Regions from separate parts of the Homo sapiens genome. Here region 2 is linked to region 1. Evidence: chromatin loops called from intact Hi-C (ENCODE). Cell type or tissue: PC-3. All regions are shown on one strand. Links, peaks and the distances in the headings refer to the core of each region. The heading gives the core; the rest is flanking DNA. Region 1 has its middle 12 kb from the start of SPATA13. Region 2 has its middle 87 kb from the start of SPATA13.

The links. A loop is a pair of places that touch in the nucleus more often than their neighbours do. Peaks named below come from ENCODE experiments on the same cell type or tissue, not always from the same donor. Only the 100,000 strongest peaks of a DNase experiment are listed, where the experiment ranks them.
Region 2: a loop joins it to region 1, with 7 times the contacts of the local background. A loop is called at or near these places in 6 of 110 quality-filtered maps.

What each region holds. Positions count from the first base shown.
Region 1 is chr13:24,141,536-24,156,657 of GRCh38, forward strand. It overlaps a transcript of SPATA13 not described here. Among named protein-coding and RNA genes, the nearest start is that of SPATA13, 12 kb to the right of the region's middle. RefSeq lists enhancers at 1-448, 7,912-8,588 and a silencer at 1,335-1,629. In PC-3, for the core only: a CTCF peak has its summit at 7,636; DNase peaks (open chromatin) are centred at 7,456 and 7,866; H3K4me3 peaks cover 1,215 bases; H3K27ac peaks cover 3,862 bases.
Region 2 is chr13:24,066,633-24,081,754 of GRCh38, forward strand. It overlaps a transcript of SPATA13 not described here. Among named protein-coding and RNA genes, the nearest start is that of SPATA13, 87 kb to the right of the region's middle. In PC-3, for the core only: no CTCF peak of the experiment used is centred there; DNase peaks (open chromatin) are centred at 4,989 and 8,979; H3K27ac peaks cover 1,778 bases.

The sequences.
Region 1 (15,122 bases), core at 4,607-12,606:
CCCAAAACCTTCTGCATATTCCTCTGTTATAGAGCTTATCCAGATAACAATCACTAGGGCAGTCCCTGTGATAACATGAGTACTTCATGAGGGAAGGGCACGAGTCATGTTCATCCTTGCAGCCCAGCGCCTGCCACGCAGGGGGTATGGAATGGTTGTTAGTTAAGTAACAAATGGGGCTACCCATAAACATTGCTGCTTTATAGCTAGGGAGCCTCCCGTGGCTAAGAAAGATCGAGAGCTATCATTAAGTGAACGTTGTTATTTTTTCTAATTCATGCATCACTTCAAGGGTAATAATGTGCTGTCTCAGAGCAGGCTAACCATTACTTTAGGCCAGTCTGGTATTCTCCTTTTCTTCACTGCTGCCATTTAACTGGGCGTGCAAATGGAGTCAGGTCTTCATGTTGCTGTTTACTCACCTCAGTAGGGCCTCTCAGATGAACCTTGAAGTAGACTGCACAGTCTACTTTTTCCTTTTTTCCAGAAACAATCCATCAAGCTTTCAATAATTGTGGTTTACGGTCCTGATATTAGAGCAATCTTGGACAGTATTAATCATTTGTAGGGAAAGGTTTTTTTTTTTTAGCTTTTTTATGCTACAAATAGGACAGAGGGGTCTTATGTATCCTTCTCCCAGTGCCCCCCTCCCCCGCCAATATTAACATCTGACATAACCACAGTGCACTGATTAAAACCAGGATATTAACATGCATACAAAGACTATCTACTAGTCTACAGGCCTTATTCAGAATCTGCTGATTTTCCCACTTACATCCTTTTGCTGGTTCAGGTTACAGTCCAGGATCCCACATTCCAGTCAGTTGTCAAACTAAACTGTTTTCTCCAAATGTTATAGTTCTTTAGTTTTTCTTTGTCTTTCATGACCTTGACACTTTTGAACAGCACCAGCCCATTTCTCCCCCCTCAGTTTTGGATTGTCTGATGTTTTCTCCTGTTAGATTGAGGTTATGCATTTGGGGGCAGAAATATCACAGAACAGATGCTGCACCTTCCCAGTGCATGGGAAGTGTTTTTCCTTGACTTTTTTGTGTGTATATTGGAGCTTTTCTTTAAGAGGTAATTACTACTCTTCAACAACTTTTTTCCTCCTCCCCCTTTCCTCTTCCTCATCCTTCTTCCTCTTCCTCTTCCTCTTCCTTCTTTTTCCTCCCTTCTTCTTCTCCTCCTTTTTCTCCTTCTCCTTCTCCTGGCGTTTTATATTCTTTTTCTTTCTCAGGCATTTGGTAGGTCACTCAAAAAGCTTAGGCATTTGGAATCATAATTCATGGGCCAGGATTCCCTTGGAAGAGTGTTTCCCTTCCCCTGGGGAGCCCGAGGAAAGACTGGGCTGGTCATCCTCATGTCAGTCAGGGCCTTCTCCTTTCTTGCAGGGCTGAAGCAGCTCTCCATCCATGCCTGGCCTCTCACTGGTTACAAACTGCTTCGGAGGTTGGGTTCACACAGAAGCTGACCCTGAGACAATGGCTTGAGTCCAAGTTGTTTCTTTAGGAGGTGATCCCAGGAAGCACCTGCCGGGCAGCAGGCGAGAGGCAGGAAGGGAGGGAAGGCTGGTGCCTCATCTTCAGTCTCCATCCACCACTGGGTGAGGGTGCTCCCCAGGGCATTCCTTTTCTGGCATTTTGGCCTGGTCCAAACCAGAGAAAGCCTGCAGACAAGGAGTCAGTGGGCAGGAAGCAGGAAGTCTAGACGGAAGCCCCTGGTGTTTAAGGCAACTGCAAGTGCCCAGAAATATGGGAGGGAACCTACGTTGCCCCTTCCCCCTTTCTCATTTTACTTCTCCCATTTTTCCCCAATATTAAAGTAAAAATCCTAAGTAGTACCTGGAGCAGGGTTGCAAGGGGAAGGCATTAGAATAGAGGTTTTGTGTTGATAAAAATCCGCAGCTGCTGGCAGTGCTCTCATTCCTATGTTCTTTTATATTTTGGATAAATTGATAGTTACTTCTATTTTTGCAAAGATGAGTGACCGAAAGCAGAAAAGAAAAATGTGTTTTCTAACTTAAAAAGTTGCTCCTTTCCAAGTAGAAGTCTTTTTTTCCCAGGCTTTCCGACTCTGCTGCCAGTTATGGAGAGAGATGAGTGACCTGAGCTCTGGGGGACGTCCTGATACCACCCACAGGGAACCCGAAACGTCCTCCAGGGGAACCACAGAACATCTAACAGTGGGGGCTGAGCCCTTTTCAGAAACTGTCTGGCTACTTGATGCCATGTCTTGCTATAGATAGTCCCAGAGGTTCTGAGATGTGACCTCTAAGACTAGGAGAAAGGACTTACTTGGAGGAACATGTGACACTTTCTCTCTGGCCAGATGACCTTAGCCAAGTTATTCTTCTAATGTCCTCATCTGCAAAATGGGAAAAAGAACACCTATCTCATGTGGTTGCCCTGAAACCACAGGGCATATGATGAGAGGTCACAGGTGAGAAAGGCCGCCCAGGGTTGGCCAGAAACACTCAAAGCACGTAGAGTGGGGAGAACAGAGAGCCTCCCACCACACCCCCGACTGTGAATGTTCATGAGCTGAATGTGCACTAACTCAGTGGCCCCAGTGGGATCTGCAAGGTCATTATTGTGATCCCACTTCTCAGAGCAGAAACTCAGTTCCCAAAGATGCTAAGCCCCTGCCTCTTGGGATGTAACTGTAGGTGGGCGAGTCAGGACTTGGATCCAGTCTGTCCAATGCTGTGATCCACTCTCCCACATGCCTCGTGTACGTCACAAACATCACACCAAAGGGCGAGAGCGGGTACTCATCTTCCCCTGCCCCACCTTCCCACATCAAGATGGATAATGAAAGAGCACTTGTAAACTCTTTTCCATGCCCAAGAGACAAGATGAGCGAATGAAACTAACATCACTCAGCACCTTCTGTGTTCCAGGAACTAGGCCAGGTGCTACCCAAAAAGTTTCCTATTTAAGAAGCGTTGGAGGATGGCAAAACCCAGCTCTCCTTCCTGGTTGTCGCACAGCGTACACAATGCACAAGCACTGGCCCAGACAAACTTTGATCAGGCACCGCTGAGCAGCTCTTGGGGGCTCTTTGGTGCCTGCAGGTTGCTGCCATTGTGCCCCTCACTCAGCTCCGTCCGGGTTGCAGCACACCAGCCCCGCTGCAGCAGCCACCGAGAGAGGATCCCACCTTTCAGACTTTGGCCAGCGTGGCGTAGTTGGTGTTTTCTTGACCAGGGTCGGAAGAGGCAGAGACTAGGGTTCCAGGTTCTGGTGGCAGCCTCGTGCAGTACGGTATGCTGAGCAAATCCTTGCACCCTCCTGGCCATCCACCTCCTTGCCTTTGTCTTCCAGTTTCTGCTCAAAGCTTTCCCCTTGGCCTAAGATGCTGCCCACTTTCCAATAAATCCTTCATTACTTCCAAATTTGGATGAATATTTCATTAGACCTATGATCAAATGGAGGGTGAGGACACAGAGGTCCCTTGGGTAGTGATAAGGTGGGAGGCAGGTAGAGGAAAGGGACATTGTGAATATAGTTAGAATGAGCTGGTACACTATTTCTGAAGTGGGCAAGTCAAAGGAGACTGTCGTAGCCACCTTCTTTTCAACTTCCTGGCAATACTGACATCACTTTGTAATTTAGATGCTGGGGGTGTCAGAAAGAGACAGTGTGAAAGGCACTTGATTAAAATGTGTAAATCCTACTGCCCTGAAAGAATCTGATTTTTTACAACAGCCACAAAATACTAAGTAGACAGAGGCAAAGGTCTAACTTCATTTTTCTATTGAAGGTATTAATTAGGGCTGTTACTAACAGTGGTGGCATTGTGAAAGAGTCAGAGGATTCCAGCCAAACAGGACTTTTCAGGGGCTTTGAACAAGGTTTAAAGTATGTCCCTGCAGGGGAAAGGAAGCTGTCTGTAGCATCCCTACCAGCACGTTCCTCTGATTGTTCTCAGTTCATGTGAGTCCACAGAGGACATAAACCGAGTGAGCTGGTAACAGATGTAATGAAAGTACTCCAGGCCTCAGTAAGAAGAGTCAGAGGGGTGGCATTGGTGCCTGAATAACAGCATTTGTGTAGCTAGATTAGAACAAAGCAGGGACTGGGGAACTCTTCCTGCAATTCTCAACTTACAGTTTGGGGAATGAAGGTATTAGTAACTGAGGTGAGGCTGAGGCAGTGGAAACATAGCTCAGGTGGAGAGAATTGTGCATGATCAATAAATAGAGAACGGCTAATTTTCAAATTGGTGATGCTGCTAGGAGGGCGTGAAGGAGACTAAGACAGGAAAAACATCCTTGTGGACAGCATTGGCCAAGACTTCACGGCGGAGACAGAGCACAGCTGGGGCTTGGAGGAGAGAGAGCTCTATGCTGATGGAGGGAAGGAGCCTATTCCATATGTGAGAAAGAAGGGGGACGAGCACTCCCGACCAAGTCAACAGGCATAGACTGCGGGGGCCAATCTGTCTGCAGCTGAATGTGGTGAGGAGTGGCAGACACTTGGACTGAACAGGTAGCACAAGGTCCCTCTCTGGAGAGCTTTGGCAGCCAGGAAGAATTTGGATTTGGGAATCTTTGCTGATTAAGCAGGAGGGGAGGATGATACACAGGAGAAATGGTATTTTAGGCAGCACCTATCCACTTTCTATTTAGGATAGAGGGAGTCTCAGTCAACAGACTTTGAGTATCTTGATCCCATTGGCAAAGCCAGCCTAATTCATAGATCAGCTTCAGGGACTGAAGCCAATTAAATCGGGGCACTCCAGCTTCACTGACAAGGCTGTTCCCATTGTGAAAGGGAGGTCAGACTCTGTAAGCCAGATACAGTTAGTCCTCCAATTTCAACTCCTCTCCCTGCGGCCAGGCCAGATCACCGAGTACCCTTGTGATCGTTAGCTGCTTCCATGCAGGCAGGCCTGCAAGAAATTCGTTGGCTTTCATTTAAAGATAGGAATTGGTAACTAAAATTGCTAGGGCGATACATAACTAAGTACTCTATAATCTTATCTACATAGATAAGAAATAATACATAAACCTGTATGATAATTAACACAGAGGAAAGTAGGCTATAAATAACCTCTAAAATGTTCTTTTACAGGGCACTAAGGAAATGGAAATGCACAGCAATTTAAAAAAAATGCCAATACTTCTCTTACTTGTCACAGGTTAGAGATATGTGAATGCCATGATTATGTTATACATTTAATTAGTATATACCTTTGTGTCTAAAGCATTTTCCATCGTGGTCGGCTATGCTTCCTGCAGTCTCAAATGCCCTCTACACACTACGGAATATCCTATCTCCCAGATGGACTGAGATTTCTTTACCACCGCATCCGTCCCCGCCCCACCCCTCCCCCACCAATTTTGAACATTTTACAAGCTCCAGTCTTTTAAAAAATCTCATTCAGGCATGATTTTTTTTTCCTAGAAAAACTATGCCTTTCACTTAGAAATAAAGAGAAGAAAACATCTTGGCGAGTCTTGAAATATGTCAATAAATTCATTGCCCAATAGGCCTCTGGATGAGTTTATTATTTTCCGCTGCCCATAACTCCAAGCATGCATTGGATGGAAGATGATATCTGATTGTTCAGATAATTTTTTTCTTACCATCAAGAATGGAATGCTTTTTCCACTTATAATTAAAATTGTTTCAAGAAGACTACTCTGATTAATTGGCCTGGTGGTATGTGTGATGCATGTCTCGTACTTTAGGCAGAACAGGATGCAGAGAAGGTGGAAAGGAGATAGAATGATGACCGTATTGAGTAACTGGGCCATGACAGTGAGTGTAGTCTGCTTTGCTAAATGTGAGTTTCTGTAATTTAGCTTGTAGGTGACTGGTAAATAGGGGCAGAGTGTCACCATCATGTGAAAGTTGTGCTGATTCATAGCAATTTCTGCCCTACACGTTAATGCTGGCCAAGCTTGTCTATCCACTCTCTTCTGTGTGCTCCCTTCTCCGTTGGAAGTGGTGATTGCTCGGTGCTCTCAATCTGGGAGCATTTTGCCCTTGTCTTCATATCTCAGCAGGGTCAACTCTCAAGCTGTTAAGCCCCTTCCAGGAAGCCACCCACACCTTTTAAAAAAACTTGTAGTAAATATACAGAACAAAACGTACCATCTTAACCATGTTTAAGTCTATTAAGTACATTTATATTGCTGTGCAACCAACACCACCATCCATCTCCAGAGCTGAAACTGAAACCCTGTACCCATTAAACATTAACTCCCCGTTCCCTCCACACCCCTAGCCCCTGGCAGACACCATTCTACTTTCCTTTTCTGAGCTTGACCGCTCTAGATACCTCATATCAGTGGAATCGTACGGGATTGGTCTTTTTGTGATTGGTTCATTTCATTTAGCGTAAGGTCCTCAAGGTTCATCCATGTTGTAGCATGTGTCTGAATCTCCTTCCTTTTAAGGCTAATATTCTATTGTATGTATACACCACATTTTTTTAATCCATTCATCCACCACTGGACACCTGGGTTGTTTCTGTCTTTTGGCTTTTGTGAATAATGCTGCCATGACTATGTTGCGTACAAATATCTGTTAAAGATCCTGCTTTCAGTTCTTTTCCGCATACACCCAGGGGTAAAATTGTTGAATCATATCATTTCCCATATTTTTAAAAGACATTCCTGCACAGCATTTGCAGTTGTAGTTCCTTGCTAGGAATCTAATGTGCCTTTTCAACTGCCTATGTCTTTTGATTACGATCGTTACTATTGTTAGGGCTCTGGTGATGAAGTCCTCAGGGTTCAAGGGGTCTCAGTCCTACTTTCATGAGCCCCGTTGTCTTTTGTGCACAATTTCACAGAACACAAGGCTTTTTTGTTTTTTTATTTTTTTTTCCTGAAATGCATACATCCCATCAGAGCAGAAATGGCCATAGGGTTGGAATAAATAGGCTGGGGTATAACCCTGTGCTGTATTACCTAATTACCTCAGAAAAATGAAACCATCTCAGTTTTCTGCTCCTTAACACTGCCTCCCAGGGTACCTGCAGGAGTTTCTGACCTGAAGCATCAAACACAAGCCCTTGGTGTACACATAACCAGTGTGATACGTTAGGAGTTTAATATGGTTGACCAGAGGCTTTTAGTCAGAGGGAGAACTTGGTTGAAGAGTTGAGAATCTCTGCAAGGAACTGGCTCAGTCTTTTTCTTATGCCTACAACTGTTGGCATTGTACACAAGGCTTAATGGACCAAACACATCAGACAAGTAAAACACCTAAACAGGAGCATTCTGTCCTAGCAATGAGTGTGTGTCCAGAGAGATCTGGAAAGCTTGAGGAAGGCAGGGAGGGGTAGAACAAGGGAAGTAAGGACACAGGAGCTGCTGTTCATTCTGGTAGAGCGGCTTGTTTATTATTCATGGTTTCCATGAGTGTTTGTTTATACCAGGAAATGCTCTCCTATGCATGCCACATGAGAGCAGGGCTCTGTGACTCAGGGTTGGTGACTGGGCTTGGAGGAATGTAGGCTCCGTCCACAAACAAAGGAGAATGAGGATTTGAATGTCACGGTAAACTTATTTGTGACTAAGGAGGTAGTGGGCAAAAGGGGGGCAGGAAGAAGCCATGGGGCAGATGAAAGAGGCGTCCTGTCTGCCCCCTGCCTGTTGCCATCACACTGGGTCGTTTTCCACATTGCTGATCACTGCAGTGTGTTCCAGTGATGGGCTTTATCTCATTAGTGAGTCCTGAAATGAATTTAGCAAATTTCCACCAGAATTAAATACAACAACCCAAGAGAGAAGAGAGAACACCGAACACACCCCATGAAGTAAAGGTTGGCATCGTTTGTCATTCTCTTTATGTTCTCATATGTGAGATCGTGGGGGTGAAATACGCATCTCACTGTGGGCTGTGGTCGGAAGTTTGAAAAACACCCTGGCATTTTGCCTGTCTTCTGTTCCTGGACCTTCCCTTTCTGTTGGTGAGAATTTTGTGTCCAAATCTGGCCAAGGGTGGACTCTGAAGAGACAATCCCTGGTTGACTCTAGTGTTCATTAGAGGAGTTCTGCTGCCACTTTTTCAGGAATCAGAGATGCCCTGAGGCCACCTAACACTCCTAGATCTTCTGTCACTGTGGTGTAGTGCAGCGTCCTGAATTTGGAGCTAAAAGCTTGGATTTGAATCACTGGAAATGGCTGATGGGGGCGGGAAAGCTCCCACCCATGTGGGGAAGAACCCAGAGGGAGAGCGGCTTGTACAAAGGCCCTGCGGGGCGGATAGAGCTGGAGAGCTGCGGGTCAGGTTGTCACAGGCCTTGCATGACATGCAAAGAAACTTGAACTCGGTTGTGTGGGTGCTGAGGCCTGACAGGAGTTGGGGGTGTTTCAGAAAGAGCTCTTGGGCAGCAGGAGGTGGTTGGGGAGGAACACAGAGATGGGAAGGCCTGCATCCAGGGGCTGTCGGGGAGGGAGAGAGCTGCTGTGCCACAGGGTGGCTGTGGGGAGGGAAGGGAGAGTGTGGGGCATGGGAGAGTCGGGGGACTGTCCCACAGAAAGCTGGTATCTGCCTGACTGGTGGCCAGGTGTGCAGCCTGGAGGAGACGGAGCTGGGCAATGCTGAGATTCTTAGGTGGACTGATGGGGGACAGTCACATTAGAACATGGTGGGCCAGACCCTCTGTCCTGAGACACATTGGCTCTACAGTGCCCGTCTCCCGTGCTCTCCTCCCACAGCCTCCACTTCTCCAAACACCCTGGGTTTCTCCCTGCCCAGCACCAGTGCACCCACCGCATGTCCTCAGTGCTCTCAAGTGGCATCACTGCTGCACAGCTCCTGCCAGTCCCCTAGAGAGCAGCCTGCAGCCTCAGTGGCATGGCAGTGCATCTCAGCACTGGGAGTTCCAATCCTATGAGATGTCACCGACTGGCATGGGTGCCCTCTGGGGAGACCTGGTTCAGGCAGGACCTCCTTTTTAAGGCTGTTTCTAACTTCCCATCCATCCTGAATTAGTCAGTGTTCTCCAGAGAAATAAAACCTATAGGAAGTATAGAGAGATAAATATTGATTGATTTTTTTTTTTAAGGAATTGCACACAAATTTGAGGGCTGGCAAGTCCAAAATTTGTAAGTAGGCCAGTAGGCTGGAGACTCAGGTAAAAGTTGATGTTGAAGTCTTGGGTCCAGAATCCACAGGGCAAGGCAGGCCACAGCAGGCTGGGGATTCAGGCAGGCTTTTGTGTTGCAGTCTTGAGGCCGAAGTCCTTCTTCCTCAGGGAACCCACATCTTCTCTCCTATGACTGTCCCCTGATTGGACAAGGCCCACCCACATGGCAGAGGACTCTCTCCTTTACTCAAGTCTAGTGACTTAGCTGTTAGTATCACCTAAAAATACCTTCACAGCCACACGGAGACTGCTGTTTAGATGTGTTTGCTGTCTAGATGCTGTTTGACTGGGCGCCATGGCCCAGCCAAATTGATGCATAAAGTTAGGCATTACAAAACCCCCACTAAAGAGTTGACAAGTCCCTGTCTGGGGTCTTTGCATATTTTAATCCATTCCTACAGGAATCCTGCGAAGATTCATAATCCTCATAATTTTACAGATGATAACATTGAGATTCACACAGATTAAGAGGCTTGCCCCAAATCACACAGTTCTGGAGACAGAATCCAGGAGATGGCCCTCAGACCCAGATGCTTCCTCCCGCAGTGCTGAGCTATCTGTGCTGTGATTGTGGGCATGCGTCCTTCAGCATTCAGGTTACATCAGGACTTTGAAAGACAGGCAGATCTTGGTCTGAATCCTTGCTCTGTCAAACACATGGGGCTGAGGACCCGGAACCATTTGTTTAACTCCTGGCTCAGTTTCCCCATTTGTAAAATGAAAATAATGATAAACTCTCCCTGGTTTTAATGATGAAGTGAAATATGCAACACAGTGCCTGGCTGTTAGTAACCATGCACTAGACAATAATAATGGCTGTAATATTGAATGTTTCATCATTTACAACCAACTTATTTGACAGAGAATGAAAATACCCAGTTATATACATGAAAGTCCTGTCTCTGTCAGGGTTTTGTAATAAACATTTCAAATTATGAATAGATGTCCATTACTGGAGTTTTTTTTCCTTTTTTTTAAGAGTGTTGGGTCTGGAACTCAACTGTCCAAGTTCAAACACCAGCTGTGGGTACATCACCAACCTACCAGAGAGGGCTCAGCTTCCTTATCTGTAAAATGGTAATATTAGCAGTTCCTACCATTTAGGGTTATTGTGAGGATTAAATGAGTAAAACATGTAAAATGCTTAGAACAGAACCTGGCACATACTAGGTATTTAATAGACTTTACCATTTTTACCAGCTGCATAGTCTTTAACAGTACTAAGCAGTATAGATGCTTGATTAATTTAGCTAACACTAGTGAATTGATATTGCCCAGGATGAGGGCTGCAAAGGGAGAGAAAGGCATAAAGCTGTGAAGATGTGGTTCAGTTCTCAGGGAATGCCTGGTTTTCTAAAGGTGGCAGGGCCTTCCAGGAGCAGCAGACACAGGCAGAGTGTGATACGTGAACACACTGAACAGTCTTAGTCTGTTCAGGCTGCTGTAACAAAATACCTTAGACTCAGTAATTTATGGACAGCAGATATTTATTTTCCCACAGTTTTAGAGGCTGGGAAGTCCAAGATCAAGGCACCTGTAGATTCAGTGTCTGGTGAAGACCCTTTTGCATGGATAATGCCTTGTATGTGCCCTCACTTTGTGGGAGGGGCACGGGGACTCCCTCTGCCCCTTTTATAAGGGCACTCCTCCCATTCATGAGGGTGGACACAAGCTTTCTGACTCTAGCACAAGGCACAGCCCCAAACAAGGCACAGGCCAGGTGCCATGGGACTCAGTGGTTCCTGCTCAAGGACATGGCCACTTTCCTCTGTGCCTACTTCACAGCTCTGTCTGACACCCATCCTGTCACATTGTGTGTAACGACCTCCTCTTCCGCCTCTTTGATAAGCTCCACCAGGGAGGTCCTCCCCAGTGAGGTCTTGCACAGCGGGTGTTCTATGCCAGTGAGGGAATAAAATCATGAAAGCATTCCAGCCCCACAGCTCCCACATCCCCGTCTGTGTGACCAGTGCTTTCAATCACAGCAAAATGATGCCCATGGCCTTTTCAAAGTCCTGCTGTGGAAGATGTCTCTCTCTGTCACTCACCATCACCCGTTCTTCAAATATGAGCTGCTCATTCATCAGGCTTGTGTTGGATGGTCACTCTGAGCAAGGCGCCAGAGACAAAATGCAGAGCCACTCCAAGTCCTTATCATGGAGGAATTGACAGGTCTTGAAGCAGCTTTCTCTCTCTCTCTCTTTCTCTTCCTCTCCTCCCTCAAATGTTCAGAACTCAAATGATGATTATTTCTTTTCTTTCTCACTTTTACATTTTACATTGAGACTTTCACCTCCGTGTAACCTTTAAGTACACCCAATACACAGCGTAGCTGAATGTGACAAAGGTCAACATGCAAAACAAAAGCAGTGTTGTGCGTGTGTGTGAGAAAAATGTCTATGTTACGTCTGTGCTCATGTCTACTTAGGACCTCTGAGTTGGGACTTGGGCATCCTCTGTGGATGGTGTCTCTTTACTCTGATTTTATCATCTGCATCTCCCCATCATAAACATTACGTCCACATACAGACACATTAGCTGCCTGGCAAAGGAGCTGTCATGCTGGTCTGTCTCATGTATGTTTAGGGTTTCCAATAGGCCCTGGTGGTCCTGGCACCTCTGATGTGGGTGCCCCATTTTCCACCTGCAGTCCTGTCTTTGGGCTGTGTGGCCCACGTGGCTGGCCTTCACTCTGTGCACTTCCTCCTCACTGCCACCAGCACACTCTTCTCACACTCCATTTCATTGCCTAAAAAGGAACTTGTTCTTGTCAGGTAGACAAGGAATAAATAATAGAGCTAGGGTTCTGCTAGTACATGACAGAGAAGTGAAGACATTGACAATTTAGGACTCAGCATGTGTAAAGTACACCCTTCAGATGACAAAATCAGTGAAGGCAGCCAAGGCCACTTTCAACAGAGGACACGTGGTAGAGAGAATGATCCACGGTACGCTGCAAGGAAAACTGTAGGTCTAGGGTAAAATAATCACAGATCCCCTACCCATGTCAATTGCAATTCCATTTATCTCTGAAGCCATATGTATGAAGAGCACATACTTTATGTGGATCTACACAGGAGAACAGAGTCTAAAAGAGGAGGTCATTTTGAAATATCCATGGAGATTGATGACCACTAAAAATTACTGGGAAGTGGGCTGGTGAGGTATAGTGAGAGAGTGGAGTTTGGAATTCATCCCTTGGGGTTGGAATCCTAGCCCAGCCACTTCTAACAATGTGACTGAGCTGCTTAGTGGAAATAAATATCCACCCTTTATCAAACAAGTGTTATCTTATGAGGACATTTATGTATGTTCTCACCTAATGTTCACATCAACTCTGAGCGGTGGGAACTATTGTTATCCCTATTTTTATGATTAGAAAACTGAGGCTAAGACAATACCAAGTTTTAGTGAAGGTGGGGGACCATGTAGAACTCTCTTCTACCACTTGTGGGAGTGTAAACTGATACAAGCATTTTGAAAAAAAAAGCTTGGCCGTAGCTACAGAAGGTAAACATATGCACACCTGATAGTCTGGCAGTACCACTCCTGGGTAAATACCCAACAAGAGTGTGATTTTTTTTCCACTAAAAGCATGTTCATGTCCTGGCCACATAGTAACCAAAAGTAAAACAATCTAATTGTCCATCAACAATAGAATAGGACATAGTATATTCAAACAGCAGAATACTACACAGCAATGAAAAAAATGAACAAGTGTTACACAGAGCAACATGGATGAATCTCAGACATACTGTTAAGGAAGTCAGACACAAAAGTATACATCCTGCATGACTCCATTTATATGAAGTTCAAAAACAGAAGTAATTTATGGCAATAAACATTAATGTTTACCTTTGGGGTACTGGGCATTGCTAACGGGGGGGAGGGGCACATAAGGGAGTCTTTTGAGGCGCTAGAAATTTTCAGTATTTTCATGTTGTATTAGTTTTCTATGATGTGGAACAAAGCACCACAGTGTGTTAAAAACTATGCACATTTATTTTCACACTTTTAAGCGAGTTTCCAGGGGTGAGGAGTCTGGGCACAGCTTAGCTGGCTCCTCAGCTCAGGGCCTCATGAGGCTGCTGCCACAGTTGGGCTGGGCTGTGTTCTCATAGAGAAGCTTGACTGGGGGAGAATTTGCTCCCAAGCTCATTCTTAGTGTCGACAGAATTCACTTCTTTGGAGCTGTGTGACTGATAGACCAGTTTTGTTTGTTTGTTTTGAGACGGAGTTTTGCTCTTGTTGCCCAGGCTGGAGTGCAATAGCATGATCTTGGCTCAGTGCAAACTCCAACTCCCAGGTTCAAGTGATTCTCATGCCTCAGCCTCCCTTGTAGCTGGGATTACAGGTGTGTGCCACCATGCCCAGCTGGTTTTTGTGTTTTTACTAGAGCCAGGGTTTCACCATGTTGGCTAGGCTGGGCTCAAACTCCTGATCCACCTGCCTCAGCCTCCCAAAGTGCTGGGATTACAGGCGTGAGCCACCTTGCCCGGTTGGTTATTATTATTTCTATATTACAGATGAAGAAACTAAGGTTCCAAGCAGTTTGCCCAAAGCACCCAGCTAGTGAAAGATGAAAGGGGGATTCTATGAAAGGTCTATGTGCCTCTGTGGTGCTCCATCCCCAGTGACAGAGATCTGTCACGGAAGAACTTTAGGGCCTACTGTGTAATGATGGAGTCCAAGTGATAAACCAAAAATTGACAGATGAAGCTATCAATCATGAAAATTTAATAAAGAAGACAGGTTTTTCAGGAGTTACTCAATTAAATCAAAGAGAATACTGCTTGTGAAGGATGGCTCTGGTAAAGTGGTCTGCATCAGTGCTAGTCCACACACACTCTCGGTGCCTAGATTCATTATTTAAAGTGGGACTGATGGGCAGTGGGATGGAGTGGAAGCTTACAGGGCTTTCAGAACCAAGCCAGAGTCAGTGAGTGGCAGAGACAGCTCTTTACTGCAAAATCCCAATGGCTTTCTGCAGATTCTGGCCTGCAGATTAGAAAATGGGACATTTTTAAAAACTGTGGTAAAATACACATAAGACTTACCATTTTAACAATTTTAAGTGTGCAATTCAGTACATTAAGTACATTCATATTGTTATGCAACCGTCACCATCATCCATCCACAGAACATTTCTCATCTTGCAAAACTGACATTCTGTCCCCATTAAGCAGTAACTCCCCACTTTCCCACTGCAGCCTCTGGCAATCACCATTCTACTTTCTGTCTGTGAATTTGCCTACTCCAGATACCTCATATAAGTGAAATCCTACAGTATCTGTCCTTTTGTGATGGGCTTATGCATTTAATGTAATGTCCTCAGGGTCCACCTGTGTTGCAGCGTGTGTCGGAATTTTGTTCCTCTTTAAGGCTGAGTGATATTCCATTGTATGTATTTACTACATCTTGTTTATTCATCCATCCATTGATGAATACTTGGGTTGCTGTCACCTTGTGGCTGTGTGAATACTGCTGCTATGAAAGTGGGTGTACAAATATCTGTTCGAGTCCCTGCTTTCAGTTCTTTTGGGTATATCCCAGAAGAGGGATTGCTGGATGATACGGTAATTCTAGTTTTTTGATTTTTGAGGAATTGCCATACCTGTTGTCCACAGCAACTGTGAGGACAGCGTGAGACCGTTTATTCTCCTCTTTTGCCTGTAGCTGCCCTGCCCATTCGTATTCCCCCCTCCAAACCCAGGTGTGATGGGGGCCCTGTCTCCGAGCAGACAGGGAGGCACCGTAGATGGCACACTGGATCTGGCTCCTGGCCCACCCCATCTGTACTCTAGTCCTTTGGCCTTGATGACCCATTCCTGGAGGCAAAATGCTTTCCTCTCTGTGCCTCAATTAATTGGGTTTCCCAGCACCCCAATAGCCAAATAGATACTTATGTGCTAAGATAATGTGATAAATGCCAAACATTATTCTGTCATCCTAGGAAGCTTCAAATTAGAGAGAGATCTGCTCTAGTAAACTGTAGAATAAAATATAGCAAA
Region 2 (15,122 bases), core at 4,061-12,060, 75 kb before region 1:
TCATGCCAGCCCCTGCCTTCATGGGCCAGGAGGGGTCTGTTTTCACCCCTCAGGCCCCCCACCTTCATTCCCCTCCTCACTCTTTCAAACAAGACTCTGCTGCTTGGCACACACCATGGCTTAAAAACAGGGAGCAGGCTCAGGTTGACAATGCCAACTGCACAGTCAACCTTCAAACTCCAGCAGGCATCCGCCCTCTGTGGCAGCCAGATTCAGAGACTCCGGCCAGATCTGGCAGACTGGTAGACAGCCATAGAACTGCAACCTAGGGAGGGGCAAACCAAACCAAGCAGAGGCCTGGGGTTGCCATTTGCAAGATAATAGCTAAAGCAGCTTCTGTTAACCTCACAGTTTTAGAGCCCAGTGCCTTTCTCTTGTGCCATCCTCAGTATACCCAGTTCAGAGCTAAACTGGAAGCAGATGAAGTTGGTTGCATTTCTTTCTGTTCCCTCTTGGCTAGGATCCAGCACCCTCTAGCTCCATGCTGCCCCACACCCCACCAAGCTGCATAGACTTCTCAGCCCAGGCACTGCTGCCTGCCCAATCTTTACACTTCAGTCTCAGTCTTCACACTTTCCCCATCCCTGATTGGAACTCCACTCAGTTATGACTTCCATGAATAAACACCAGAATCCAGATAGCAAATAGCTGGAAATCCTACTAATCCCATGTCCCTGCCTCTTGTTCTATGCTTCCTGAGCTATATGTATGTACCCTTTGTAAGTCAAGGATCATAATTAGGTCAAATAGGGATTTAGTCATTAAACTTAAGAGCATCAAAACTGGGTGTCTTCATAAAAAGCAAGACATAAAGAACTACTTTTCCATCAAATACCAAGCCCACGTTTTTGTATACATCAAAAATACAAGTAGATTCAAGAAAGTTATATAAGTAAATTCACAGTGATAGAGCTGTAATAAATATCAAATTTAAAATCCATTGAGATGGAAAATTGAAACTAATATTTCTTTTGAAGTTAACAGCGTGGAAGGCTCTATGCTGTGTCACCTCAGGAACAGAATCTTGGGGTAGAAAAAGCTGCTGATTTGACCTAATATGCATGATTTCTTTTTGTTTTGTTTTGTTTTTGAGATGGAGTCTCACTCTGTCGCCTAGGCTGGAGTGCAGTGACATGATCTCGGGTCACTGCAACCTCTGCCTCCCAGGATCAAGTGATTCTCCTGCCTCAGCCTCCCAAATAGCTGGGACTACAGGTGCCTGCCATCACATCTGGCTATTTTTGTATTTTTAGTAGACATGGGGTTTCACCATGTTGGCAAGGTTGGTCTCGAACTCCTGACCTCAGGTGATCTGCATGCCTTGGCCTCCCAAAGTGCTAGGATTATAGTTGTTTTGTTTTTAATTAAAATTGTTTTTTATCTTTTATTTTAAGTTCAGGGGTACATGTGTATGTTCATTAGATAGGTAAACTTGTATCATGGGGGTTTGTTGTACAGATTATTTCATCACCCAAGCATTAAGCCAAGTGGCCATTAGTTACTTTGCCTGATCCTCTTTGCCTCTCACCCTCCACTCTCCAATAGGCCCCAGGGTGTTTTGTTCTCCTCTATGTGTCCATGAGTTCTCCTGATTTAGCTCCCCCTTATAAGTGAGAACATGTGGTATTTGGTTTTCTGTTCCTGCTAGTTTGCTAAGGATAATGACCTCCCTACAGAAGACATGATCTTGTTCTTTTTTGTGGTTGCATAGTATTCCATGGTATATATGTACCATACTTTTTTTATCCAATCTGTCTAGGTTGATTCCATGTCTTTGCTATTGTTAATTAGTGCTGTGCTGAACATACACGTGCTTGTGTCTTTATAATAGAACAATTTATATTCCTTTGGGTATGTGCCCAGTAATGAAATTGCTTTGTCAAATGATATTTCTGTCATTAGGTCTTTGAAGAATCACCACACTGTCTTACACAGTGGTTGAACTAATTTACGCTTTCACTGACAGTGTATAAGCATCCCTTTTTCTCCACAACCTGTTATTTCCACCAGCATCTGTTATTTTTGGACTATTTTGACTTGCATTCTTATGCAGTGAGAGCCTTAGTAATAGCCATTCTGACTGGCATGAGATGGTATCTCATGGTGGTTTTGACTTGCATTTCTCTAATGATCAGTGGTATTGAGCTCTTTTTCATATGTTTGTTGGCCGCATGTATGTCTTCTTTTGAACAGTGTCTGTTCATGTCCTTTTCCCACTTTTTAATGAAGTTTTTTCTTGTAAATGTGTTTAAGTTCCTTATAGATGCTGGATATTAGACCTTTGTTGGATGCATATTTGTGAATATTTTCTCCCATTCCGTAGGTTGTTTGTTCACTCTGTTGATAGTTTATTTTTCTGTGCAGAAGCTGTTTTGGTTACTGTAGCCCTGTAGTATATTCTTGCGTAGTATAGTCAGGTAGCGTATACCTCCACTTTTCTTCTTTTTGCTTAGGATTGCCTTGGCTGTTTGGGCTCTTTTTTGATTTCATATGAATTTTAAAATATTTTTTTCTAGTTCCATGAAAAATCTCAATGGTAGTTCAATAGGAATAGCATTAAATCTATAAATTGCTTTGAGCAGTATGGCCATTTTTACAATGTTGATTCTTCCCATCCATGAGCATGGAATGTTTTTCATTTGTTTGTGTCATCTCTGATTTATTTGAGTAGTGGTTTGTAGTTCTCCTTGTAAAGATCTTTCACCTCCCTGGTTAGCTGTATTTCTAGGTATTTTGTTCTCTTTTTGCCAATTGTGAATGGGAATTCATTCGTAATTTGGCTCTTGGCTTCACTGTTTTGGTATGTAAAAATGCTAGTGATTTCTGCACATTGATTTTGCATCCTGAGACATTGTTGAAGTTGTTTATCAGGTTAAGAAGCTTTTGGTCTGAGATTGGGTTTCCTAGATATAGGATCATGTGTCTACAAACAGCGATAATTTGCCATCCTCTCTCCCTATGTGGATGCCCTTTATTTATTTATCTTGCCCGATTGCCCTGGCCAGGACTTAACTTTGTTTTTATTTTTCTTAATTTTACATTCCAGGGGTGCATGCCTAACATGCATTATTTTTGTTTGAACACGTACAGCATTTATCCTGCCAACAACTGTTCTTTGTTTGATCATTTATTCTGTTATTCATGTAATATTACCAGTTCAATAATTCTATCATTTGTACATAATCTAAGACCAAATGGCACTGACCGTTGTGACAGTGAGAAAGTTGGGAAATGGCAGGATTGAGGGCTTGACCCCAAAAGGTGACCAACACTGCAAATCTCAGAGGCCAAAGGAAGGTCCCCAATGTGAGTTCACTCTGGGAGGGCATTCCTATCTGAGATGTGGGAGTGCGGTAGAGGGGTCTCTGGCAAGTAACTCATTGGATAGAGGTAAGGCTAGGCAGCATGGACATTTGAGGAACATCTTCTCAGCTCCAAGAACATAGTTTAGCTTGGACGGTGTTTCACATACTGACTGCTTGCTTGGAGTACAGAGTTCAGGAGCAGGGGCAGATTGTGGACTAAAACGGTTCCAGTGTCAGAGTAGAGCAGTTAGACTTCATCTTGCAGGTGACAGAAAACCCATCCAAATTGGTTTGCACGGTAAACATGATGGGTCTGCTTGGGCAACAGAAATGTCCGAGGAAATTAGCCCTGATGCGTGGCTGACCAGGGCTGCAGCATTTCTCTGGGATTCTCCTTGCCTCCTCTGCCGCCCCCCTACCATATGCTCACTTCCCTCAGGGTAGGGATGGCCCCCCAATTGAAAGGAAGAGAGAGAGGAGATATCTCTTTCCAGAAGTCCATGTACTTGGCGTCTCTGGTGTGTTTTGGTCGTGGTTTGGGTTGTGTCTACTCTGAGCCAATAGAACTTTACTGATTGATTAGCTTCGGCCTTACTTTGGGACTATGTGTTTATTGTGATGATTAAATTTATGTGTCAACTTGACTGGGCCACAGGGTGCTGATATTTGGTTGAACATTATTCTGTGTGTTTCTGTCAGAATGATTTTGGATGAGATTAACATTTAAATCAGTAGACTGAGTGAAGTCAACTTTCCTCCCTAATTTGGGTGGGTCTCTTCCAATCAGTTAAAGGCCTCAATAGAACGGAAGGCTGACCCTCCCCCAAGTAATGAAGAATTCCCCCTCCCTGACTGTCTTCAAACTGGCACGTCTGGTTTTTTTCTGCCTTCCGACTCAAACCAAAATAGCAGCTCTTCCTGGATCTCAGAACTGCCGGCCTTCAGACTGGAACTATGTCCTCAGCTCTCCCAGGTTTCCAGGCTGCCAACTCGTGCTGCAGATCTTAGGACGTGCTGACCTCCACAATTGTAGGCGTCAGGTCCTTCCCTTTATGTATATGTCTACGTCTGTGTTAATGTCTATATCTGTGTATATATTCTGTTGGTTTTGTTTCCCTGGAGAACCATGATGAATGCACTCATGGTTCAGGGAGGACTTTAGTATGACCAGAGGAACTAGGGATGCGTAGAAAACTAGTGCTTAAGCCCAGTCATAAACTGCTTGAATGATGAGATATGATTCCTTTGTAGAGGAGACAGCTGCATCTCAGTGGAGTCACCTGAGCCCTAGGACTCATAGTAGACACATTGGAATGGAGGGCAGCAAGACCAAAGGGTGGGAAGCCAGACATTGTCTGAAGTGATCCAGAAGCTAGTTGGAGCTTAGCCTGCTATGCTGAACTTCAGGAAACTGTGTTTAAGTGGAATAATAACATCACCACCACCACCATTATTGGTGCAAGGCATTAGAGTGAACCTTTATCTGCATTGTTGTCTTTAACTCTCATAACAACTCTGTGAAGTGGGTCTGATTGTAATTTACAGATGAGAAGGCCAAGGCTTAGAAATAAAGTACCTCACCCTGTATCCTCAATCGCTTCTGTCTGGTGGAACTAGGGAAAACCAGCACGCAGAGATGTGACCTCTGGTCTGACTCAGCCCTCTGTAGTATGGAGCTTGTTCCTTTGGTGTCTGACCGTACATACAAACAGGCACACCCTGCATTGAATCACATCAGATTTAATGTTCCTTGCTGGCATTGTTGTTGATAAACATTTTTCATTGTATTCTAAGTAAGGGCATTTAGTGAGGAGGAGGCTCTTGGCATTGTCACTCACTTTGCTGTTTTTCTGGATGCCTGGAAGCTCTGTTTTTATGTTAAGCAAAGTTTTAACTTTGTAAGACTTTAAGGAATTTTTGAGCAAGATGATTCTCCCCGTGTGCACTTTAAAACAGCTGACTCGAGTGCTCTAACAGCTAGAGCTCTTAAGAATTTGTGGCTGGTTATGGCAAGGTATTGGTGGTGGTGTTGGCATAAAGATGTAACATGTGCTTGCTGTATTAATAATTCAATCCATATGCCGTCTTCTCATTTTTGTAGAAGATAAAAGAAGTGCACATGTCCAATCAAGAATATTAAGGAAGAGTGAATTGGAGAAAGTACAAAATTGAACACACAAGTACATGAGAGAAAAGCTGTTCTCTCTCAAAGGCTAAATGTGTTCTTAGAATGTAAAATGGCTTGTAACTAACCCTAGACATACAGAACAAACAATGTAGAATCAATGCTGAAAATTAATTTTTAAAAGCCCTCAAGTCATTGCCAAAACTGTTGTCTCTCTTTAAGTACCGTACAGCAGAAGAGAAACTGTCTTTAAAATCTTTCTACCTGGATAAACTCAATGGACTTTGCAGAAAGATAAATGGGAAATCAAGCATTTGTATGAACTGGGAATATAGATGATTAATGTTCGCATTGAGCCTGAGGCAGGTGGATCTTCACAGTATGTGCTCGTGGCAGGGCTGGACATGGGCCATCCTGTTCTATCAGGGCTTCTGATGCACCTACTTCACTTTAGAGATGAGCCTCCTGACACGGTTGTTTAGACTCACTGCCTCTCCAGCCCCTCCTGCTCACACACAGCTCAGTCCCCAGAATCCTGGCTTCCATTCCCATGATTTCATTGAATCTGCCTTCTGGATTTCATTGAATCTGCCTTCTGGGCCATCACCAGTGACCTGCTTGCCAAACCAGAGATGATTTTCCTCTTCAATCTCATCACTTCTGTGCACCTACGATGCCCTTGGAGCCTCTCCTCCCTCGGCATCGCTTTTTCCTGGTTCCTCTGAGTTGCAATGGCTCCTCCTCAGTGTCTACTGTTGGCTCCTTTTTTTTTTTTTTTTTTACATCCCCTTAAGTGTAGTCTAAGTTGAATCCTTGGTCATCTCATCCAAAACTAAACCTAATGCACAGATGACTCCAGCCCATATGTGAAAACCAGGTAAACTCGCAAACTCTATATGTGGGGTTCCTTTAGCATTTTAAGCTGAACCTGTCCAACATTGATCCCGTAGATCTTGTCTCTATGAATTTATAGATTTTCATAGGGATCACCGATATTTTGATAATGTCCAGTTTTTTTAATCCAAGGCAATGGTGAGTTATTTGACCATTTTCTGGATAACGTCATGATCATTAGGTTGAAGTGTAGAAGATTGTATGTTGGTGTTGGAAGGCCAAGTGGGGGACTGTAGTGGACATTTGTCAAGGTTTCAGCTGCTCTGTACTGTTCACCTTGCAATTTAAAAAAAATTTCTAGGTTTGTGAATCCCACTACCCCAAGATAGAACTGAGAAAACTCACCATGCCAGCCTCTTCATCAACTAGGGCCCAGGCAAGTGGCTTATGCGCCATCAGTCAGACTCACCTGCATGTAATTTTGTTACTTGTTTTCTATTTGATACAATATAAATATCTGTCTATACCTATCTGTCATATGTTAGAAATTTGAAGGAGGAAGTTCCACATGGAATTCATTTTTGCCTGTGACAGTGGCAGCTGAGGCATGCAGTTCTTGGGAGTGGCAGTCTGTCCTCACACACAGGTGACATTGGTGCCGGTGGCCATAGCAGCTACTGCCACATTTGAGTAAGTGGACTTTAGGCCAGTCCTTAAAGCTTTTAGGACTTAGTGAGGTCAATGGCATGGTTTTCTCATCAGGCCTTTACTGCAGCATGATTTTGGGTCTTTCCTGGAAGTTTGGCCTTGAGCCTAGTTCTCAAGCCATCTAATATCTTTTAAATAAACTTCTCTCCTGCTAGTTTCTGTTGCTTGCAACAAGAACCTTGACTAACACCTCAGGGAGATGTGGGAGGGAGAAATAGTCTGAAACACCATGAATATTCAGGAAGGCTGTGAACTGAGCACCTCTGGTGTGCCAGTTACGTAGACCAAGACATAAATGGAAATTCTTGGAGATGTGCAGCCTTGCACACCACAATAAACTTTGCTGCTGTACAGCTGCTACTCCCTGTCTCTACCCTGATTCTTATTTCACATTGTAATTTACACTTAGCACTTCTTAAAAATTTGTGGTAAGATGCACATACATTTTCGATCTTAATTATTTTTAAGCATACAGTTTAGTAATGTTAAGTGCATTCACATTTGTACATCCAATCTTCAGGACATCTTGAAGATCTGAAACTGTCTTCATTAAACCACTATTGTCTATGCCCGTTTCTCCCCAGCCCCTGGCAACCATCCTTCTACTTCCTGTCTCTATGAATTTGCCTACTCTAGGTACCTCATATAAGTGGAATCACACAGTATTTGTCCTTTTGTAACAGGTTTATTTAACTCAAGATTCATCCACGTGGTAGCATGTGCTAGGATTTCCTTCCTTTTTTAAGGCTGAATAATATTCTGTTGTATGAATAGACCACATTTTTTTTTTACCATTCATCCATTGATGGACACTTGGGTTGCTTCCACCTTTTGGCTATTGTGAATAGTATGGCTATGAACCTGGGTGTATATGCTTAGCACATTTAATTGTACTCATGATGACTGTCCCTTATGCAGCACTTACTATGTATCAGGCACTGCTCTAACACACATTAACTCCTTAAATCTTGCACCAATCCTGTGAGTTAGGAGTTATTATTATCTAAATTTTACCAATGAGGAGTAAAGTGATTAAAAAAAAAACCCTTGTAGGAATTAGGGAACTTGCTCAAATAACTGAATCCTGGTGGCCATTGAAAGAAAAACTTCAGACAATTGGATTTAGCAGAGTTTAATTGAGCAGAGGAAGATTCTTGAATTGGGCAGCACAACCTCCTGTTAGCCAGCCAGAATAGGTTTGGAGCAACTCCATGCTGCCACGTGGTCAGAGAGGATTTCTAGACAGAAAAAGGAAGGAGACATACAGGAAAGGGAAGTAAGGCACAGACACAGCTAGGCTGGGTGCAGTTTGGCATTTGCCTTATTTGAACAGTTGGCTGCCTGTGATTGGCGAAACTCTGTGATTGATGCAAAGTAAGTTACAGTCTGTTTACACCTGCAGTTTGGTTATGTTTTCCTCTGTATGGAAAAACCCTTAGGCCAAGGTTAGAATATGTGAGGAGGCACCTTTAGGCCATACTTAACTGAACATGGTAGACCCAGGTCCTGTGCCCCAGTCCTGCTCTGCTAGAGGCCTTTCTTGACCACCCAGTTACTCTTCATCACAGCACTATTTTAAATCTGTATGTAGCTACTATTACTCTCTAACATTTTAGTATTAATTTAGTTTTTCTTCATAGTTAATCTCCCACTAAAATATCAGTTCTATGAAAGCACAGACCTCATGCTTATTTTACATAATTATATCTCCAGAGCCTGGATCTCGGTTTGGCAAATAGTAGTCACTCAGTAAATATTTGTTGGCTGAAATAATGAATAAGCCTGGGCAACAGAAAGTCTTGTAATAATAAAAGTAAAAATAAAACAAATGTTAATAAAGGGGAAAAATCTTTTCATTAAGCCAAGGGTTTAAATAAACTCAAGACTTAATTAGAATTGCTAAAATGTCCTATTTTTTTCAAATGACCCCATGACATTTTGATACCAGCTAGCTGGGTTTGCTGATGAGATTAGTCATAATGCTGGCACTGTTTCTACTTCACAGAACTGGAAAAGTTATGACAACGTTGCTTATCCCGCTTTTTAAAAGTTAAGTATTTAGTTCAAAGAAACATGACTGTTGTCTGTAATTTCAGCTGGAGGTAAAATGAGTGACAGTTTTTCACCTTGACCTCCAATTCTGGAGTGCAAAAAAAGTGGACGGGAAGCACTGTTCTTTCTGCCGCTGGTCTTGCAGCAGCCTGTGGGTGGAAAGGAGAGCTGGGCCTGAAAGCATTTGCCGCCACGCTGTCTCCCTTTATTGATGTCTCTCTCCTGGGAGAAGAGAGATTTCTATAGAAGAAATAATTTCTGCAGAAGAATTAGGACCAAAAATAGTCTAGAATGGGGGAAAAAACTAAATCTAGCAAATCATGCGGTGGAAACACCTTCTGTTTCCATTGATATCTTAAGAATGTGCTGCCCAAACTAAGCTGACCATTTTGTTTTCCTCTCACACGGAAACACGTTTCCCCACTTGTAAAACAGAGAAAAGAGGACTTTGAAATTCATTAAGGTAATAAGCACCACTGATGTGCATTCTTGACTGAGAAGTTCTTAGAAATTCTTGAGGAAAACAACAGAAACAGCAGTGTACATGCTTTTATCATTTAAGAACTGCCACAGGTGCAGTTCTTAAAAGTTGATTATTAACTATGCAGCCTGAACTCCTGGGAAATGAGTGGTTTATCTTTGTGTGCCAGGTTATAGCCCCGTGCCTGGCAGACTCTCCGTCCCTGAGTGACAGACTAAGGGATGATGAAATAAATCAATGGGAAAGCACATCTGCAACTGGGCAAGGACGAGGGGAACAGACAATGAAAACAGCTGTCCCAAAGGATGGCCAAGTGCCTGGATTTGTTTTTGATGTTTTGCTTCTCAATTGTTGTTTTGATATTATTTGTGCCAAAAGTGAAACAAAGCTCCTCGTTAACTGAGAAGAGTGAATATGAACGAAGCAGCAGACCCCGGGACAGGAAACCAGGCCACTGAGGGTCTTGTGGCTCTGGTGACCCGGGGTCTGGGGTGGTGCTGTGGGGGATGCAAAATGCAGAAACGAAGACAATGGGGACACAGGGAGGTGCAAGGACAGGGAAGGAAGGAAGGATCCGCTCACAAGAAGAGAAAACACCTAGAGACAAAAGAGAGTCACTCTTATGTAAAAGGAAGTTACCCCCAGAAAAGCAGGTGGAAGTCAAGCAGAAGGCAGTCCCAGGGGGCGTGTTCCAGCAAGGTCCTCTTACATGCAGGGTGGACAGGAGTCCCCTAGTCCTCTTGGATTCACGGCCAGATGGGCTGACACAGTCATTGCAGCAGATCGGCTCTTCAACCTCGCCTTATTCCTAAGACAGGCTTTCCAGGGGGATACGGCAAAGTCCTTCCCTTTGATTCATATGTTGTTGAGGGGACCCTGGGTTTCTTAACGAGCCAGTTTTCATTATTATTATTTTTGTTAAAATACGATCTCTGGTGGCTTAGAAGAAAATAAAAGAATGTCTGGGAAGGGCACCACACATCACAGTTGAACTTAATAGCAAATAGCTGTTTCTACCATGCAGGCCATGCCTTAGGGTTCCATTCCATAAGTTATCTGGAACATGGAACAAATTTTCCTACGAGAAATAGCCCCAGTCCTGGCGACAGAGCGAGACTCCATGTCAAAAAAAAAAAAAAAAAAAAAAAAGAGCCCAGTCCACAAGAGCTGGTTTAATTCACAGTAGAGGTTAACTATAGTTACAGGAGCCATGTTCTCTGAACCCAAAATTGGGATCCATGAGTTGACAAGTACATGTGATCATACTGGAACGAAAGAACAGATATAGTACACACGGACATAAAGATGGAAATAATAGATGCTCAGGAATCCAAAATGGGGGAAGAAGGGAGTGGGTGAGGGAAGAAAAATTTCCTATCAGGTACAATCACCATTTGGAGAATGGACACTGGAAGCCCAGTCCCCACCAGTACACAAGATACCCCGTAACAAACATGCACAGGGATCTGCTGGATCTAAAATAAAATTTAAAAAAAAAAGACAAAACAGAATATGGAATTTGGATTCATATTGGAAGATTCAGGTCACAGTGTATTATAGAGCGGCACACACTATGCTGTAGGCCCCAGGACCGTGTATAATCCATACTTCTACAGGAAAATGCATGCCCATCTCCAATATTAGGTGCAGGTTACATTCCTCCTCTTGCTGTCCAACCCCATGGCTTGAAACCTCGGGAGGTGGTCCCACTGCTGTTGTGAGAACTGGTCTGCTCTGGGGCCCACAACTCTTTGTTCCCTTGGTTGGTCCCACATCCTTCTCTCTTGCAGGCCCTGTCCCACCCCAGGCTTGATCTCAGCCTTGATCTGAGGACCTTCAAGGCTTGGCCTGCGATTGTCAGCTTCTTGCTCACCCCACACTAACTTTGCAAACCGGTCCCAGCGTCCATGAGTTTTCATGGAGTTTCCCAGTCCCACCACTTGATGCCTGCTCTCCTCCTGCACGTGTGTCAGAGCTCTGCACAGCTGCCTGCCTGCCACCTGCTCGCCCCCACAGCAGTGCCAGCCTAGCTCACCTGCAAATACCAAAGACCTTCAGCCAAGAGACTTGGTGCTGCCCACCCTCATACCAAGCAGGATCAAGAGAGGCAAAACTTTGGAGCCAGACACGCCTCTGTTTGAGTTCTGACCCAACCATTTACTAGTTTTCCTGTGTTTGAAATGGGCATGATAGTAGTTTTGATATTTTTGGTGTTTGCCAAATACCATGGTAAGGGCTTTACAGATGGTAGCTCATTGAAGACTCACAGTAACAGTCTGAAGTATATGCTGTTACTGTCTCATTTACAAATGAGAAAACAGGCCTGGGGCACTTCACTAATTAAGACATACTTTTAGTGACTAGTGGAGCCAAGTTTCTGACATAATGTGACTTTAAGTATGCTCACTTAACCTCTAGAAATAATGTGAGTGAGGGTCCCAGCATGGTGCTGACAGCAGCAGGCCTGGGCAGTTGTTATTTGTTGTTACTCTCAGTCTAGATCTCCATTTCCCAGTAGGTGTGTTTAGGAAGCAGTTGTCGCCCTAGTCCATAAAGTCATACTCTTAAGTGCATAACTCTGCTGTCAATAGCCCATCAGTGTACATTCACCTTCCCATTCCATGCCAAGGCTGTTATCCCAGTTGTGTGATGGGGTTCAGCCCTGGCTTGCTCATTCATTTATTCATTCATCCCCCCATTCAGTCAATGACTAAATAGACATCCTGTATCCTCATTTACCATGCTGGGTACTGTGGACCCAACAGTTTGGGAGATGGGCACAGCTTCTTGGTAATTACCATTCAGTGGAAAAACAGACAACTGTATCATCACCCAATATATGAAATTCCAACTGGGAATTGTTCTAAAGGAAGATGTAGGGCACAGTTCACCGGATTTGGCCTAACCAGAAAATTGGAGAGGGCTTCTTGGAGGAGGTGGTACTGATCTGATAACGGAGGATGAGTAGGAGGCAGTGGCAGAAGGGAAGAGGGGGAGCAGTTCGGGGGAGGGCAGCGGGTGCCTAGGCCCTGAGGCATGTGGGAACACGGGATGTAGATGGCCCACATGGCTGCAGGAGAGACTTTGGGTGTGAAGTAGAACTGGAGATGTAAACAGGATCCAGCCATCCAGGGCCTTGTCCGCTACGGTGCAGTTTTATTGGTAAACCAAGAACACTGGGAAACTGTTGAATGAGGTGAAACAGAGCTGAGGGGGTGACATGATCCACGCTACTCTGAAAAGATCACCCTGGTTTCTTGCTGCAGAATGGATTGCAGAGAAGTCAGAGATGGAGCAGAGCAGAGGACTCCCGGTCTGGGCTTTTCCATTTGAAAGACTCTGGCTGAACTTTCCCTGCTACCTGGTTGCAGATTGCTTTCAGAGTCTTGTCTAGAAGTTTCAGCTGATGATCCCGACCTGAGACTAGGCAGGATGGGCAAATGCTAGTAATACAGGGGGGTCCTGACGGCTTGAGGGAGAGACTTTTCCTGCCAAGTATGGGGTCCAGTTCTTTCCTGGGCTCTACTTTATTTTCTTTCTTTCTTCTTTTTTATCTAAAATCTCCCTTGGCACAGTGCTAGTGTGCAATTATATATCATTAGTTACAGCCTCCTGCCTACATTAGGTCTCTGGACTCATCTTATAGAATTGCAATTTTGTACTTTCTGATTACATCTCCCCATTTCGCCTCTCACCTTTTGGGCCTTACTTGACTCTCCCGTGAGGATGGGGATACTCATACACTGTCTACAGTAAGTCACAAAGTCAACCCGTGTCCCAACCAGCATATCTGAAGATGCTGACTTTCAAGTTAAGGTCTAACAGCATTTCTTGCTTAGGAATTGATTTGTAGTTTTAAACTCCAGTGCCTCAAAATGGAAATGAAACCAAAATTAGAAGGAATTTTATATTAAAATATTCAACATCACCCAGCTGGAGAAGTGAGAAAGTGAACTGTGAATTATGAAGAAATTACTTCTTGGGTCTTTTATCTAAAACAGGCAAATCTAAATCTCAAAGCCTTTTAACCCCAGTGTTCTTCTTTGCCATAAAAGGATTCTTCTCCTTCACATGACCGTATGTCAAAACAGCAGCGCCTAGAATCAAATTCCTGAAACACACCCCAGTAAGGTTTACTGCTGTAAACAAATGGCTCAGGACATCACAGCAAGTGGGAACATTCCCTGCTATGGAATGAATGGGCTGTGAAGAGAATAAGCAGGAACCAACGACTTACTAGAAATGAGAACAAAAGCTTTGGCGGCTTGGGCCCAAGTCACCTTGACACCATCACATGCATCATCACTCAAAATGAATAAAACACTCAAAAGCTACAATCTTGCCACATAAATACAGAATTGGTGGGAAGGGAGGATGGGGATCACTGCGCACACACAGCAGGTGGGAAGTCAAGCCAGTCAGGCTGGACTCTGGGACCCATTAGTGTGGACAGGCCGCACACCACCTAAGAAGGTAACTTCCCCTTAAATTTACAGGTAGATCTGAGATTTCATCGGTGGCCTTGATGTCACAGAGTATCAGTGACACTGTATGACATATTGTACACCTCAGCCTGTAGGTAACAGTGTAGGGCACAGACTCATCTTCTGTGCCCTATGGCATGTGGAACGTCCATCGCACATGTTAATGTTGTGCATTACTGTATGCCTCGTGGGCTGTTCTTTAATCATTTTGTTTCTTGGAGTCTTATCTTCCTCCAAAGAGTTAGGCAACTCTCTTGACATTTGGGAAACCACTTCCAGTGCACCTGTCTTCTGTCCCCTCACCTCCTGGAAACACACGTACCTCCTAATAAGTTCCCAATGCTCCCTTTTGTCATTCCGAGGGTTCTGTCATCCTCTGGTAAGGAAAGGAGGAAAATACCTGCATGAATATCAACAAGTTTTGTTCTATTCATTCATCTAAGCATTTATTTCCTGTCTATTATATGCTTGGTGCTGTGGATGTAAAGATGAGTGAACACATAGTGTTACTGTCAAAGACCTCCATTTTGTCCTTGCTGTTGGCCTAATTGATGCAATAATTTGACTCCTTTCAGGTAGATCTGTCCAAGTCATGCATGAGAGACCACCACTTTTTTGGTTTTTGGAGGGGACAAAAAGTGAAGAGTTGAGTTAATCATACAAAGTTCACCGGTAATCTATATGAGGCCCTTCTCTTATTTTATTTTATTTTATTATCTTTTTTTCCCACTTCTTTATACTCCCCACTGTCATTCACTCTTCTCCTCCCAGCCTAAGCACTTATGTCCTTGGATATGTATGCATCTGTGAAATATAGTGTTGTAGCATGTCTGTAAGTATCATAAACTCACATCAATAGTATGAGGCTGTAGGTCTCATTCTATTTCTTACTAAAAAAAAAAGCTGGCCCAGTGTGATGACTCATGCATGTAATCGCAGCACTTTGGGAGGTCAAGGCAGAAGGATTGCTTGAGCGCAGGAGTTCAAGGCTGTAGTGAGCTATGATTGCACAACTGCACTGCAGCCTGGGTGACAGCACAAGACTCTCTGTCTCTTAAAAAATAAATAAATAAAAAGTAAGCATAAATTTAAAAAAAATTAAAAATTGCACACTATGTTTTAAAGACCACTGG